Linked DNA regions of Mus musculus: region 2 is linked to region 1. The links are chromatin loops, found by intact Hi-C in ENCODE. Cell type or tissue: heart. All regions are shown on one strand.

The links. Peaks named below come from ENCODE experiments on the same cell type or tissue, not always from the same donor. Only the 100,000 strongest peaks of a DNase experiment are listed, where the experiment ranks them.
Region 2: it touches region 1 in a loop (1.8-fold over the local background); 2 of 42 quality-filtered maps call a loop at or near these places.

What each region holds. Positions count from the first base shown.
Region 1 is chr13:43,000,266-43,008,265 of GRCm38, reverse strand. All of the region lies in intron 4 of Phactr1 (phosphatase and actin regulator 1), which reads right to left. Among named protein-coding and RNA genes, the nearest start is that of Gm52053, 8.6 kb to the left of the region's middle. In heart, no CTCF peak of the experiment used is centred here; a DNase peak (open chromatin) is centred at 3,065; H3K27ac peaks cover 720 bases.
Region 2 is chr13:42,913,275-42,921,274 of GRCm38, reverse strand. The region is part of intron 3 of Phactr1 (phosphatase and actin regulator 1); the gene reads right to left. Among named protein-coding and RNA genes, the nearest start is that of Gm52053, 96 kb to the left of the region's middle. In heart, a CTCF peak has its summit at 4,753; a DNase peak (open chromatin) is centred at 4,974; H3K4me3 peaks cover 1,846 bases; H3K27ac peaks cover 1,233 bases; H3K27me3 peaks cover 827 bases.

The DNA.
Region 1 (8,000 bases):
ATGGGAAAGCAGGGAACAAGTACAAACGACAAATAAACTAGGTAAGTCCTAACGGGATACATGGCTATAAGCGTGTCATGCGAAAGTTCTGTTATGCGATAAACATCTGAGATATCTCTAAGTAAACTGGAATATTTAAATGTCAGTTACTAAATATAAACCTAAGGACTCTTGGCTTCTTACATTCTATAAAAAGACCATATATGGGTCTATAAATAAATGCGTTTTCATAAATTGTTGGCATAGGAACGATCTGAATTTTTTTTTTCTGGGCTAGCAAGATGGCTCTCTGGGTAAAGAAAGGTCCTTGCCATATAAGCCCAGTATTGAGTCCCATTCCCAGAATTCATATAAAGGTGGGAGAGGAGAAGCAACTCTGTAATGTTATCTACTCTCTGACCTCCAGATATCACACACACACACACACACACACACACACACACACACACACAAACACACAATTTTAAAATTATAAACAAATTTAAAGAAAAAGATTTGTTTTCTTTCCCAATCTTCATTAAGAAAACAGGATGGGTGATTAAGAATGAAAATTAAGCCGGGCGTGGTGGCGCACGCCTTTAATCCCAGCACTCGGGAGGCAGAGGCAGGCGGATTTCTGAGTTCGAGGCCAGCCTGGTCTACAAAGTGAGCTCCAGGACAGCCAGGGCTATACAGAGAAACCCTGTCTCGAAAAAACAAAAAACAAAACAAAAACAAAAACAAAAAAGAATGAAAATTATAATTAAATTAAGAATTAGATCCAATTATTCCTAAATTCAGAAAATTTGCAGACTTTTCTTCAATGTTAATCTAAGGGAGGGGAAACAGGAGCGGATGGAAGAAGTCTCCGTGTGTCCAAGGAAAAGATAGATGTGTTTTGTGACCAGGAAAACAAGCATTTGGGTGGTAAAATAAAATTTTATTCTTGTTGTTATCCCATAGCAGAAAGTAGTTGAAGGAAGGAAGAGAAAAAAATTATAAATTCTGATCATTTGACTAAAGTTTACAAAAGCCAGCTAGTTGTGGGAGCATACTTCTCTCAGAGCACTCCCACAATTAGCTGACAAGCAAGTGGTACCTTACGCCCACTGCTCCAAGTAACCCTTGGCTTTTAAGTAAAAGGGGAAACTCAAGAACTGGTTCCAAGTGGCAGGTTTCTACAGAAAAATGCCAGGGACCAACTTGTTCCCCTAGTTCAGCTGGACTTAATACAACTAGACCTCAAGGTTCTGTGGGTCTAAGGCTCTGTCTGTGAGTCACTGAGCCACTGCCACAGAGCAAGAGGCCACAGAACACCTCACCTCAGGGGCAGCTCAGACATTAGTTTTGTTTAGTTGAAGAGGAGGACTGTCATACATGCATAAAAACCCAGCACCTCTCAGCAGGGTGGCCTGGGACAAGTAGTTCTGCCTCTATGCGGAACAATTTCATTATCAAACAATCGAGATGGAAATATTGTCACTGGCTTCCCAGCATGCTAGGACGATGAACTGAGTTAATAGAAGTAGAATACCAGGCTTCTCTGGCATCATTCATGGCTGTTGTCTTGTCAGCGCACTTACAGAACCACTCACCAGAGAGAAGGCGGCTCATGCTCAGGCCTAAGTCTACATTGAGCTCCATGTGAGCTCAGACTTCAACATCTCTTCCCAAACTCACCCTTAGCTTTCACATCATCTTCACCAGGCTCCTTCGCACATAGCCCAAAGACAAGTGCTGCCTAGACACATGTTGGTTTAAAGCAACAGGAACTGGAGCCCAGATAACTTACGGTGGCAATTGCAGCAAATTAGTGTACCTTTAACACAACCTTTTTGTTTGTTTGTTTGTTTGTTTGTTTTGTTTTTTCGAGACAGGGTTTCTCTGTATAGCCCTGGCTGTCCTGGACTCACTTTGTAGACCAGGTTGGCCTCGAACTCAGAAATCCGCCTGCTTCTGCCTCCCAAGTGCTGGGATTAAAGGCGTGCGCCACCACTGCCCGGCTTTTTTTTTCCTACCCACTTTGCCCCATTCTTGTTTCCTGCGATCACATCTTGTTTCCTAACAAACCATTGTCTCATGTCCCTAGCTGTGCTCAATGACATGTTGGGGTGGGATAACATTTTATCATTTCCGGGGCAGATTTACAACCTCTGTGCTAGAGGTCTTTACTCCAAACCTATGATTCTTTTAACATTTTTTTATTGTTTTTATTTTATGTGTAAGAATATTTTGCATGTATGTATGTGCCTCATATGCATACCTGGTGCCCACGGAAACCCAAAGAGGGCAGTGGAAACCCTGGAACTAGAGTTAATGATGATTGCTTCCTGCTCTGTGGGAGCCCAACCCAGGTCCTCTATCAGAACAGCAAGTGTTTTTAACCACTGAGCTCTCCCTCTAGCCCAAAATCCTGTTGATCCTTGAGTTAGAATTTATTACATGATATAATGCACCCTTCCATGTATTTTCATATACTTATATATGTATTTTTTAGTTTACATTTAGTTTGTTTTTTGTTTTTGTTTTTTGAGATAGGGTTTTACAATACAACCCTGACTTGCCTCTAGCTCATAATCTGCTACTGCTGTCTCCTGAGTAGCTAAGATTGCATGCCACTCCCCTCTCTCTCTCCCTCTCCCTCTCCCTCCCTCCCTCTCTCTCTCTCTCTCTCTCTCTCTCTCTCTCTCTCTCTCTCTCTCTCTCTCTCTCTGTGTGTGTGTGTGTGTTCACTTCCAAGCATGCCAAGGTCCATGTGTGGAGAAATAAAGGAATGAGTCAGTTCTTTCCTCCTATCATGTGGTCACTGGATATCAAACTCAGATCATCAACCTTAGCAGCACCTTTGCCCTCTGAGCCATCTCTGGCCTCACATTCTGATATTTCAGCGCTTCCATTTAATAGAAGAGCATTTCCTGGGGGTAGGGGCTGCTTAACTTTATACTCCAGGGCAACTGAAGAGCCCCAAGCCCAGAAACATTAACCTTCACTCTCGTCACAAGGAAGTGACTGGGGATGGATATAGACCAGCTGTTTCCCCGCCCCTGTGGCCCAAACCATGAGAAGTCACAGGGGAAAGAAAAGGGCCATTGTTGTTTTTATCTTGAGCCAAGAAGTTAGAGTTGCTCCTTGCAGAGGGAGGGAACTGCCAGCCCAGGGCTTGGCTTTTCCAAGCAGCGGAGGCTGCTGCTCCGCGTGACTGTGGGCAAAATGTTTTCTGCAGATGTTTATATTTCATTTGTCAGTCTTCCTAGTATTCAGCTTTTCCAAACTTAATATTGTTTCATTGCTCTCTGTCTATTTGGAGCCCAGGGTTTGATACTTATAAGTGTCCTTATATGATGCTATTATTAATTCTCCTAAGTCATGGGCCCTAAAATATCATATATTTACAGAGGATGGCTGCTTGTTTATGCTTTTCCAGTCCTTGTCACTTAAATATATTCCATGGAACCATGGTGAAATCACCGCTTAGATAATTGGTCTTTTTGGTGAGCATTTTTTTTGGCATTCTTTCTGACTTTAATTACTTTTGTTACGCAGAATGTTTGACCCATCTTTCCTTTGTTCTTGTTCTTGGTGGTAGCCTTTATTAAGGAAGCCGTGTTCTATTTCGAGTGTTTTGGTTGTTGGCTACGGCCATGTTAATGTTTTAAAATTATTTTCTTTATAATTATGTGAGTGTGTGTGCGCACTTGTGTATGCATGCGCCAGCTCATTCACGCACGTGCATGCGCACGCATGTGTGTGTGTGTGTCTGTGTGTGTGTCTGTGTGTGTGTCTGTGTCTGTGTATCTGTGTAGGTATGTGCCTGGGCCTGTAGGTGATTCATAATTATGTGTGTGTGTGTGTGTGTGTGTGTGTGTCTGTGTGTGTGTGTCTGTGTGTCTGTGTAGGTATGTGCCTGGGTCTGTAGGTGATTCATAATTATGTGTGTGTGTGTCTGTGTGTCTGTGTAGGTATGTGCCTGGGCCTGTAGGTGATTCATAATTATGTGTGTGTGTGTGTGTCTGTGTGTGTGTGTCTGTGTATCTGTGTAGGTATGTGCCTGGGTCTGTAGGTGATTCATAATTATGTGTGTGTGTGTCTGTGTAGGTATGTGCCTGGGCCTGTAGGTGATTCATAATTATGTGTGTGTGTCTGTGTATCTGTAGGTACGTTCCTGGGCCTATAGATGATTCATAATTGTGTGCGTGTATGTGTATGTGTGTGTGTGTGTGTCTGTGTAGGTATGTGCCTGGGCCTGTAGGTGCTCACAGAGGCCAGAAGAAGGTATTGAATCTATGGAGCTAAAGTCACAGGTGCTTGTGAGTTTCCAATATTGGTGCTGGGAACTGAACTTAGGCCCTTCGCAAGAACAGTATGTGCACTTAACCACTGAGCCATCTCCCCAGCACCTAATTTTTATGAAAGAATTTATCTTATACCTTTGTGCCTGTATGCCAACAACAGTTCATATGTACCATGCATATGCAGGCGCCCACAGGGGTCAGAGGGCAATAAAGTCCCTAGAACGGAGTAAGAGGAGGTTGTGAGTTGCCTGATGTGGGTGCTAGGAAGGGAACCTGGGTCCTCAGCAAGAGTAGTTTCTCTTAATCCCTGAGCCATTTCTCCAGTCCCGGTATGCTAAATTTTGTAACCTATTTTTTTCTGAGTTTGCTGGAGTGACCATGTATATTTTCTCCTTTTATCTAAAGGAGCAAGGTGGGATATGTCATTATGTCTTTGTCCTCCTCTGGAGGGAACTGGTTAAAATGACATTGTTTCTATTTCTTGAAGGTTTGGCAAGGGCTGCTTTTCTGTGTGAGAGGTATTGTTTTGTGTTGGTAAGGGTTCGTTATTCACAAAACGTTCTTGAGAAACAACTTGAGGGAAGGCTATCTGGCTCATCATGTCTGTGGTCACCTGGCTTCATGGCTTCTGGGCCCGTGTAAGGCACAACACCTGGGAGGGATGATGTAGGAGAACAGAGTGGCTTACCTCGTGGTGAGGAGGAAGGGACCAGGAGCAGGATGTGAGCTTCCAAGGTGTGCCTAAAGCCACATATTTCCTCTCACCAGGCCCCATCTCCTAACAGCTCCTTCAGCTCAGAACTCACCAATGAGCTAGGTCATTCAGTGATGATGTAAGCATCCGAATGGCCGGAAGCACCACCAGCCAGGGACCTGCGCTTTTGCTTGTGAACCTCTGAGCTCATTTTACACCTAAACTACAAGATCATACTGATTTTACATATTGACTTAGTTCATTTGAAATTTGCAGACTACTTTAGTATTCTCAGCTCCATTTCGTTTAGGTACCCTTTTCTAGTAACCTATTTCCTTTAAAATCATAAAATTGATACCAAGTTATATATTACATTCTTCTAAAACGTTTCCATTTATTATACAACTTCTGTGTCTTTTGACTTTTTTCTTCCTAATTTCTTCAGTGACTCTACTTGTTGACGAATAGAAGCAGAATTTTCTATTTTCCACGTCTTCACTATTTCTCTCCTGTATGTATTCTTCTGTTCTTTCTGAAATTGAGTTTTAATAACAGTTCTATTAGTCCTATTCATATATGAACATTCCGGAGCCTGTGAATTTGCCTGCTTCCCACAATAATAGCACATACTCTTTTAATCAATTTGTTTTGAATATTTAAATTTCCATTTGTAGTGGTTATTTCTGGTTGTCAACTTGACTATATTTGGAATGAACTACAATCCAGAATTGGAAGGCTCACCAGTGACCCTTATCTGGAGGCTTGGAGATCCTTATCTGGATCTTGGTATGGAGATCTTGAGCCATAGTGGCTATGGATTCCAGAAGATTGAATCTCCTAGTTTAAGGAACACACCTTTAATCTGGGCTACAACTTTTCATCTGGGATTAAAGGTGTGGTGGAACACACCTTTAATCTGAGCTACACCTTCTGCTGGAGACAATATAAGGACATTGGAAGAAGGGAGTCTAGCTCTTGCTCTTGCTCCTTCGCCTGCTTGCCGTGTGAGACTGAGTAACTGCTAGATCCTTGGACTTCCATTCACAGCTGCGACTGAACAATTGTAAGGAATTGGGCTGCCGACTGTAAGTCATCAATAAATTCCTTTACTATCTAGAGACTATCCATAAGTTCTGTGACTCTAGAGAACCCTGACTAATACACCATTATAATTTATTCTTTTGCCAATGAGCTACTTCAAGGCATGCCTTAAACTGTACACACAGTGCAATTTGTTGACACCCTTAATCAGTGTTTGCTTTCAGAAAAGCCCTTCAGCTTTTCCTTTTTGCTAACAAGTCCAGCTAGGGTGTGGGCTCAAACTGTTTGATTTCTTCTTTTTATTTCAATGGCTTCTTTATGCCGAGAAGAAAGCTAAATTTTAAAAGCCACTTCTCCAAACCTCATCAATATATGAAAACATGCCTTCCTAAGATCAAGCTCCTCTGTCATAAGGGGGCCTTCAGAGAATTCCGTCCAAATTCATGTTGGACACGCAAGCCCCGGGCCTTATTTTCAAACATAAACCAAAAGCCAGCTGGAATTAGAGAGGAGACTCTTATACAAAAGAGCAGTAGAAGACAAGGGAAATGTAAAGTTGTTTCGATAGAAGCGAAGCAGAGAGCAGGACTATCTATGCATCAAGTCTTTATTTAAATAGAGGTGAGCTGCACAGTATGAAAGAGGAAGCAAGAACAATACCGCTTAAGAGCAAAAAAGTGATTTCCAAAATAAATAAAGTCTCACGTATATGGGTAGACGCCAGAGTCAAGAGGGAGTGCTCCACAAATCACCATCAAGAAACCAGGACGAAGGATGGAAATATGAAAATAAAGACCGGCTGGGCTCACCCCTTGGATCTGACTGATAAAAATTCCAGAATGGATGAGGAGAGCACCAAAGCAACTAAAATATAAAAATAAATAAAGTTTTCCAAAGCCAAGGAACAGGCCTTTAGATGGAAAATGCCAAGTAGAGGCCAAACACTGACTAGTAAAGCTAACCAGCACGGAATTCTAGAACACTGGGGATATAGAGAACTTACAAACTAAGGAGAACGTTCTAAAGAAAAAAGTGACCATCTCATTCAAAGCAGCCCAGAATTCATCGGACTTCCCAAAACTACTCTCAAGATTAGAGGACAATAACGGCCTCAAATACGCACAAAAGTTCTTTCAGATCAGGAATTCTATATTCAACGAGACAAACCCTGATCAATAAAAGCACAGAAAATCAAAGTGAGCTCAGGGATCCGGAATCTCGGGTTGGATGCGTGCGCAACCAAGGGGGGGGGGGGGGTCTCCTGATGAACGATGCGTGCGCAACCAAGGGGGGGGGGGTGTCTCCTGATGAACGACGGGCCGAGTGTGAGGGATGAGTGAATGGATAAAGGAATGAATGATGAATATAAAATTGTAAGCAGTCTAAGCCAGGCGGTGGTGGTGCACGCCTTTAATCCCAGCACTCCGGAGGCAGAGGCAGGCGGATTTCTGAGTTCGAGGCCAGCCTGGTCTACAAAGTGAGTTCCAGGACAGGCAGGGCTATACAGAAAAACCCTGTCTCGAAAAACCAAAAATAAATAAATAAATAAATAAATAAATAAATAAATAATTTTAAAAAAATGTGAGCAGCCAGCCAATAAATATGCTGGGACAAAACCTAATGGAATCATAATGAAGGTATTTCAGAAATAAAATAATAAGTGAGGCGGGAAGCAAACGGCACCTGAAAGCTGTGTGTGAAGAGAATTGTAACATGGCCCTGCAGAGCAGGCCACTGCCAATACTCTACTGACGTAATCTAACCACATGCTATATATATTGAGAGGAGTGGGACAGAGATGGCAGATATGGGTAAAGGTAGGTAGGAATAGATGATACAGGTCTCCGAGGCTTAGTAACTGACGGAGAAACAGGGGATGATGTCCTCACTTGGAAATCCAAAAGAAGTTAAAATTCATTCACTTGGCTCAACGGTGCTAAAATAACAAGAGGCAGAACAGGGAAAGGCTGTGCTCACTGTACTATTTGGTATTT
Region 2 (8,000 bases), 87 kb after region 1:
AGGACAATTCTCCCTTCAGCATCCACATGGGGAAAGTAGGCATAGTGGCATACATGTACACTTCTAATCCCAGCACTTGGAAGGCTGAGGCAGGAAGGTTCCTGTGCATTTGGGGCTATCCTGTGCTATCCAGTGAAACTCTGTCTCAAAAAGAATAATCATTAAAAAAATCATATGAGAGTTGACTAAGAAACATGATGAATACTTTTAGCTTCTAAACTGAAACCTGGAGGTCTGTTCAGCAAATCAGTGGATTAATATGCTTGCATGTGAATGCCCGGAGAACAGCAATCACACCTAAGTGCATCAAGACAGGCTAGCATATTGATTAATAACCAATAATGCCTCGCTTTCCAACTGCTTTTTTTTTATTACTTTTAAAATGTCATGGCAAAAACAAGACTGAGCCTCCCAAGTATTTCTCATAACTGTTAACATGTTTTCTTTCTATTGAAACGACATCTTCACAGAAATGATTTTGTTTGTGTGTGATGCTGGAGATAGACCCCAGAGATTCACACCTGAACACAGGCTCGACTACTGAGCTTTACCCCCAACTGCACCTTAGAGATCACTGGGAAGACTGCTTTCTAAAAATAAGTCACCATGATTAAGACTCACAAGGAATTAAAATAGTAATTGAAAGTTCATGAAATGATATACTGAAATATTTCCCTTATGTTTTGGATTTCTCTGTATATTTGCTTTTTAATCATTTGTATATGAAATAGTATCTTCCCAGTCACTTTCAATATAAAATTTTAGTGGAAATGTAATCATTTCTCATAGCTTTTCAATATACACAATTTCTACTTCATTTAGGGATAATTTTCCCCCCTCTCTTCCTACCAGTCAGCCTGTCAAACAAATAGATCAAGGAGAGTTTTTGAAAAATGTACCAGAAAATTCTGCTGTTTCTCCTCATCTGTGGCTCCGATCAGCTTAGCTTATTGAGATAGTAAGAGTATAGGACATGTAGCTATAAACACACATACACACACACCATAATTCCAATTTCTCTGAGTCAGCAGTTCTCAGCCTGTGCATCACAACCTCTTTGAGGGTCAAAAAAACCCTCTCACAGAAGTCGCTTAAGACCATGAGAAAACACAGGTATTTAAGGTATTTACATTATGAGTCATAGCAGAAGAAAAATCACAGTTACAAAGTAGCAATGATATAATTTTATGGTTGGGAGAGGGTTCCCACAACATGAGGAATTGTATGTAAGGGTCGCTGCATTAGGAAGGTTGAGCCCTAGATGTTGTGGAAGGGAAGAAATAAAAATGATCTAAAAACTAACATGCCGGAGCTCTGAGAAAAAATGTTATCTGCCTTTGTTTTATCTTGTGTTTGAAACTCTGTGGCCTTTAGCAATGAAGTGCTACATCCCTCCACTCCCTTTTCTGAGAGCAGCTTCAGTCCAGGGGGGAGATAGCAAAGACGGGCAGAAGCACAAAGCGGCCATGAATGGGTGGTGGATTTATTCTACAGCTTATTGTTATTAGTAGTATTAAAGCGATTGGGTTAAAAATAAGGTCAACAAAACCATATTTAAGGCTGATGCACAAATATTAAGAGCATTAAAAAAATAACTTGAAAGAAAAGATAATCGCTGTGGCTGGCGAGTGGCTCAGCAAATAAAGACACTGGACACCACAACCCAGTGACCTCGGTTCAGTCCCTGGGGAGAACAAGAACAAGAACTAAGTGCTATAGGGTATCCTCTGATCTGCATACATGTGTGATGGCATGTGTACATGTACACACAATGCACCCTCACACACACACATATACACACACATACACACACACAAATACACACAAATGAATAAGTGTAATTTTAAGAAGTTAGTGGCTAAATTTATTTTTATATTCTCTTCAACTAGTCAAGAATATTTTTTTTCTTTTAAAATTTACTACATATCAGCAAAAGACATTTGGTTAGAGATCTTTAGGTGGCAAAATTATAAAAATATGCTTCAAGTGTTTACAACAAAATCGTCATTTTAAGGAAGACTACTTAAACAGGACAGACTTTTTTGTGGATGTAGTTACGTGGCCTCTTTACGGTTGATCAGGGATGAGGCAGACTTAGAGAGTGAGAGATGCTGCAGAAGGGAGAGCCACCGCAAGCATCTTTCTCTGGCTGGAATGTAGTTCTTTGGGAGAGAGCTCGCCTGGCATGTCTAAGGCCCAGGGTTCTATCCCCAGCACCGCAAGGAAAAAGCAGGAGAAGAAAGGAAGGTCTTTCTCTATAAGTTTTGGGAGAAATCTGTCCCCTTTAAGCCCTGAGCATACATTTACTTGAAAAAGGCCATTGCTCGGGTGAAATGCTAAGCAGATTAAAGCGCTTGGTGCAGATCCCTGAGGCCCACGTGGTGGACAGAAAGAACTAACTCCTCGAAGTTATTCTTCTCGGACCTCTGTATGGGTGACATGGCTCAGGCATAGACACCACACACATGCACACACACATGCACACACACACTCTCTCACATTCACACACACTCACACACATACACACACATACACACACCACACACATATACTCTCACATTCACACACACTCACACACATATACACACATACACACACACACCACACACACACACACACACACACACACACACTCAGTGAATGAAATAAAATTTTCTGATGTTCCTGCCATACAGAAAAAGAATGAACCCAACGGTACCACACTCTTATTTGGCTCAACAAATGAGAGTACCACACACCTGGTATAGTGGTACAAAATTAGGTAAAACTTAGACACGACGACCTTAGCCCTCCTCATATATGGATCTTCTGCGATTAAATACGTGTATCATGTTAAGTGATACAAGAACATCCTCAGTACACACTTCTGAGAGCATTCTGAAATTTGAGGCTATGGAGAAAGCACGAGTCCTGAAAGGAAGGCAGATGGCAGGTTAAAATACATGCCAGCCTTGAACCGCACACAGCACATGTTAGCGGTGATGGAGCTCATAATTACATACATAAGCATACATCCTTGAGTGTAGAAACACCCTTCCCTTTTTATAGTAGTGCACAGAGACACTCATTTAAACAAACTCCCACGAATGGGGAAGCAGCCCATTTGGGATACCGTTCAGTCAACAGAGTGACTGGCATTTAATAAGTAGCTTGGCTCGAAACACATTCTCCATTATACTGTATGGGAAAGGTCTAGTTTGGGGTCCAATTAATCTGCTCACATGCATTCACCTTGCTGTCTCCAGTTTAGCAGTCAGCATAATAAACAGACACATGCCAACATAAGAAACAGACGCATGTCAACATGTGTGACTCAAATACCATTAAACCCAACAGGAAGGGCTTCTCTCTGTCCTCCCACCTCCGGGACTGTCCCAGTTTGCTCTTGGGTGACTCGCTTGCTCGCTCCACACCACCCAGCCTCTCTCACATTTTAATCAAAGAAAACTATAATTACGAGAGCAGGACTCTAATTTTGAAAAGACATTAGGCCATCCGCAGTCACTTCATTACGGAGCACTTCCGAGGCCGGCAGAGAACTGGGGGGGGGGGGGTGTCTAAGTAATCTCTGTACTTCCAAAGGGAACACTGAAAAGCTGCCTGCACAAGCAGGTGTAACTGGAGCTAAGCGTTGAGCTCAGGGCTGGCCTCTGTTACATCTGCTGCTTAAAAACTTTTCCGCGACCTTCAGTGGCCCACCAGAATCTGCACACCGAGCTGCTGGGGAATTGCCAGGAGACTCCTATATAGGCACCTCCACAGAGGAGTCCACACACAAGAAGAGGCTTCTGCCTGCTCCAGGGCCAACTATCCCTGGTCCTTGGCTCTTTCTGCCCAGGGCTGCTGCCTGCACCTCCCCCACTCTGAGCACTGGGCATCTGTCCAAGAGGGACGAGCTGTGGCACTCAATAAACAAACAAACGAGCAAACAAACAAATACCCCAGCCATATTTTACTCTAAAGAGACACCATTCCAAACAACTCCACAAATGCTCAGTGAGCTGGGTCCCTCAGAGGTCAAGGCCAATGACTTCTTCCAGGGACCCCACCTGAAGGAAGCCCACAATCTGTAATGTAACCCCGCAAATTTCACAGCAGAGATGGGGCTGGGGGTTGGGGTGAGGGTGGGGGTGGGGGAACAGGTGTAACATTTTTTTTAAGCTTCTGTTGCTGCTGTGGACAGATCCCCTAAGACCCCCCATCTTGTCAAATCAAAAAGCCTACAGTTGATTCTTTGGGCGCTGCTGAAAGCCCACTGGCTCCCGGTGACACTCTGCAAAGTGCAGGGCCCGGCTGCGGGGAGCGAAGGTCTCCACAGTTGTCCAGGTGGCAGATTCCGTCAGCACCCGGGTCCGTGGACTGACAGAGCCACCTTCCCGCCACCTCCCCGACGCGCCGGGCACTCACCGTCGCGGCCGTCCTCCCCCCGGCTGCAGTTGCTGCAAATGTGCTTGATCTCCTTGCCCAGTTGACAGTGGATCACAAACGACACGTTGTTATTGTTGTTGGGGGCGGGGTCCTTCGGGGGCTTCATGCTCAGCAAATAAAAAGCTTTCTTTTTGGGCTTCACGGCGGCGCCCGCGCCTGGCACGGCGCCCTGTCTGCAGCGCGGCTTCGCGGCGCGCGTGGGCTCCGCCATCCGCTCCCCGAGCGTCCGGGGCTGGTCGCCGATCGCTGCCCCGGGCTCTGCCACTCGCGTCCCCCGGCCGCGCCCGCATGCCCCCACGCCACACCAGCGCCACTGCGGGGCGGGGCAGGGCAGGGCGGGATGGCGCGCTCGAGGTCTTGACCTCTTCGAGCCTGGACAAATCCCGAGACCCCGGGCGGGGTGGAGGTGGGAAGGGCTGCAGAGGGCTGAATCCGCTCTTCTATCAGCGAAGCTCTGGGTCTCCTGGGCTCTGCCTCCCCGGGGCAGCCCCACCCCTCGGTGAATCGCAGCGCCCCGCAGCTCCCAGCCGGCGGGGTTTTGTGGCCACCTTCACTCTGGAAACTCAGGGCAGGATGCCACAGCCACCCCCTTCCAGGACTCCCGCTGCCAAACGCAAGCAAGATGTACTACAGCAGGCGGCTGTCCCAGCTCTAGGGTGGAACTGAGGCCAGAACAAATTATATTCTCAGGCGGGTCCAACCACAACCCAGGACTAGACAACCTGTTACAGCATCCTTGCTTTTGCTTCCAGTGGGAAAGCTTCCCCGAGATGAAGGGGACTTTACTCCAGGGTCCTTAGTTGAAGTCAAAGGGGGAAACCCATCTTCCAGCCACCCTCAACATGCAACTTTAGGGACACTAGCTAGTTCACTGAATGCTCCTCAGCTGCCATTGCTCTGTGATCTCAGGCCGAGCAAGGCAGGCGCCCTGTCTGCCTCGAAGACTTCCAAAGAACAGCTCCCGAAAGAAGGCAAAGCCACAGTCTCATTTGTTGAGGTTTTGATGGTTCTGAGTGACTTTTAAAGGTCGCTTTGTGTTTAAAATCCACTCATCATTTATAGGGCATCCCGAGACTCTTAAAGAACTTTTCAGGGAATCTAGGCTTTGAGAGAAGCTACACTTTACAAACATCTTAAATGCTTTATTTATTTAAAAACAAACAAACAAACAAACACCCTGAGGCCTGGAGATTCTGGTTTCCTGGGCCATTGTTGAGACCCAGGGTTCTGTAACAGTTAACAAGCTCCGGGTGGGGGTGGGGTGATTTTGAGGAACTGTAAACAAGAGAAACTGTTGTTTACAGCCAGGTGTGTCAGACTCCACAATGTCCCGTTCCCTCTGTGCCTCAACCTTACCATACCCAGTTCCTTCTATTTGAACCTACCAAAATAGTGTCAATCAAAGAATGTACAGTCGGACAGTCACTTCCTGTTGTTACCAAGAACTTTCTGGATGCTAACTTCAAACTATTCTGGGAAACTGAACTACACCAAGGTTGCTGTTGTCTCTCCCCTAACCAGAGAGGCTTGGCACCCTTGTGAGGGTCACGTGCTACCTCGTATTGTTTCTAGGCACACAATCTACCATCCAATCATTTGTCAGCCCAAACAGGCACAGGCAGTTTCACTTTTATCTTATTGGTAAGTCGGTGTGTTCTGCCACCCTCTGCCCTGGAAAGGATGTCAGCCCCAGGGTAGGGGGCAGATGTTGGAGAGGTGCTCTCTTTAATCAGATGCCCCTTTGTACAAGTGTCCATCAAGGTCTTTGGTAATATCTCCCTTTCTCAGCTAGGTCGTCAGCCCTAGAGGTAATGGCACTGCCTCTGCTCTTCTCAGATTAGGTGCCACTGGATTCCCAGCTCATACTACCTTGTATCTGGGAGATGACAAAGATACATTTGTGATGTTGTTCGGATGCCTAAAGGGATGAATCTCATGTCATGGGCAAACAGATTTTCTAATCCTTAGGCCTTGCCTTCATCTTAGGTTTCCTCTTAGCTCTGCCAAGAAGCGAGGAACTGTGTGTCCAGAGCACATTACATCTTTTTTTTTTTCCATTTTTTATTAGGTATTTAACTCATTTACATTTCCAATGCTATACCAAAAGTCCCCCATATCCACCCACCCCCACTCCCCTGCCCACCCACTCCCCCTTTTTGGCCCTGGTGTTCCCCTGTACTGGGGCATATAAAGTTTGCAAGTCCAATGGGCCTCTCTTCCCAGTGATGGCCGACTAGGCCATCTTTTGATATATATGCAGCTAGAGTCAAGAGCTCCGGGGTACTGGTTAGTTCATAATGTTGTTCCACCTATAGGGTTGCAGATCCCTTTAGCTCCTTGGCTACTTTCTCTAGCTCCTCCATTGGGAGCCCTATGATCCATCCATTAGCTGACTGTGAGCATCCACTTCTGTGTTTGCTAGGCCCCGGCATAGTCTCACAAGAGACAGCTACATCTGGGTCCTTTCAATAAAATCTTGCTAGTGTATGCAATGGTGTCAGCGTTTGGATGCTGATTATGGGGTGGATCCCTGGATATGGCAGTCTCTACATGGTCCATCCTTTCATCTCAGCTCCAAACTTTGTCTCTGTAACTCCTTCCATGGGTGTTTTGTTCCCAAATCTAAGGAGGGGCATAGTGTCCACACTTCAGTCTTCATTCTTCTTGAGTTTCATGTGTTTAGCAAATTATATCTTATATCTTGGGTATCCTAGGTTTGGGGACATTACATCTTTTTAAAACAGTATTTTGAGCCCTGCCAGCCTTTCCAACTTCACTCTCTGCCCCACAGGTCAGAATAAGAAGACTTGCGTCAACCCCACCTGGCCTCATTAAAACAACTGGACTGGAAGCAATCTGTTATTCACCCCCTGAATACTAAGCCTGACCCAAGGCTGTGTGTCCTGATCTTAATTGGCCAAGTACAATTGTGATTGTAGCATAGCAGACTTGGACATAGCCGCTAGCAAAAGCTCACATATCAAAGGATATGTCCTGGAGGCGGGGGCCTTTCATTTAAGAGAAATGTGCAAGAAGAATTGACTTGCCTTGGACAGCTACTTGGTTGGTGCTCTCTCTTCCTAGCTGTCCTCCTTGAGTTTACAGCCTCTAACTGGTGCTGCCCGATGGTACCTGTTTGTGATATGAAGCTATTTATGTACTAATACTTTACAGGGCAATAAAATTACGACCCAGTTTCTCAGTTGCACTAGCTACAACTTAAAAGGATAGCAGCCACGTGTAACCAGCAGCTGCTACAGTCAACTGGGAGGCTGACAGATCATCTCCCCCCTGCCACCACCACCACCATGTTTTTCTTAGATGTATGAAGATTTATATCTGAGGCTGAAGGACAGAGCTGCCATCTCCTATTGCTACAACAGAAGGTTGGCTAAGACGATCAGAGTCCAACACATGTAGTGTTTGGCGGTTATATCTGGCGGTTTCTGGCACCAGTTTACTTCAGCAAGTAGCGGGGCTGATGGGGACGTGTTCCTTGTGTTTGCTCTTGACCTTGTTCTGTGCACTGTGTTCCTCCTTGCTGAAGCTTGTTTCTGACGTCGGCTGTTAAA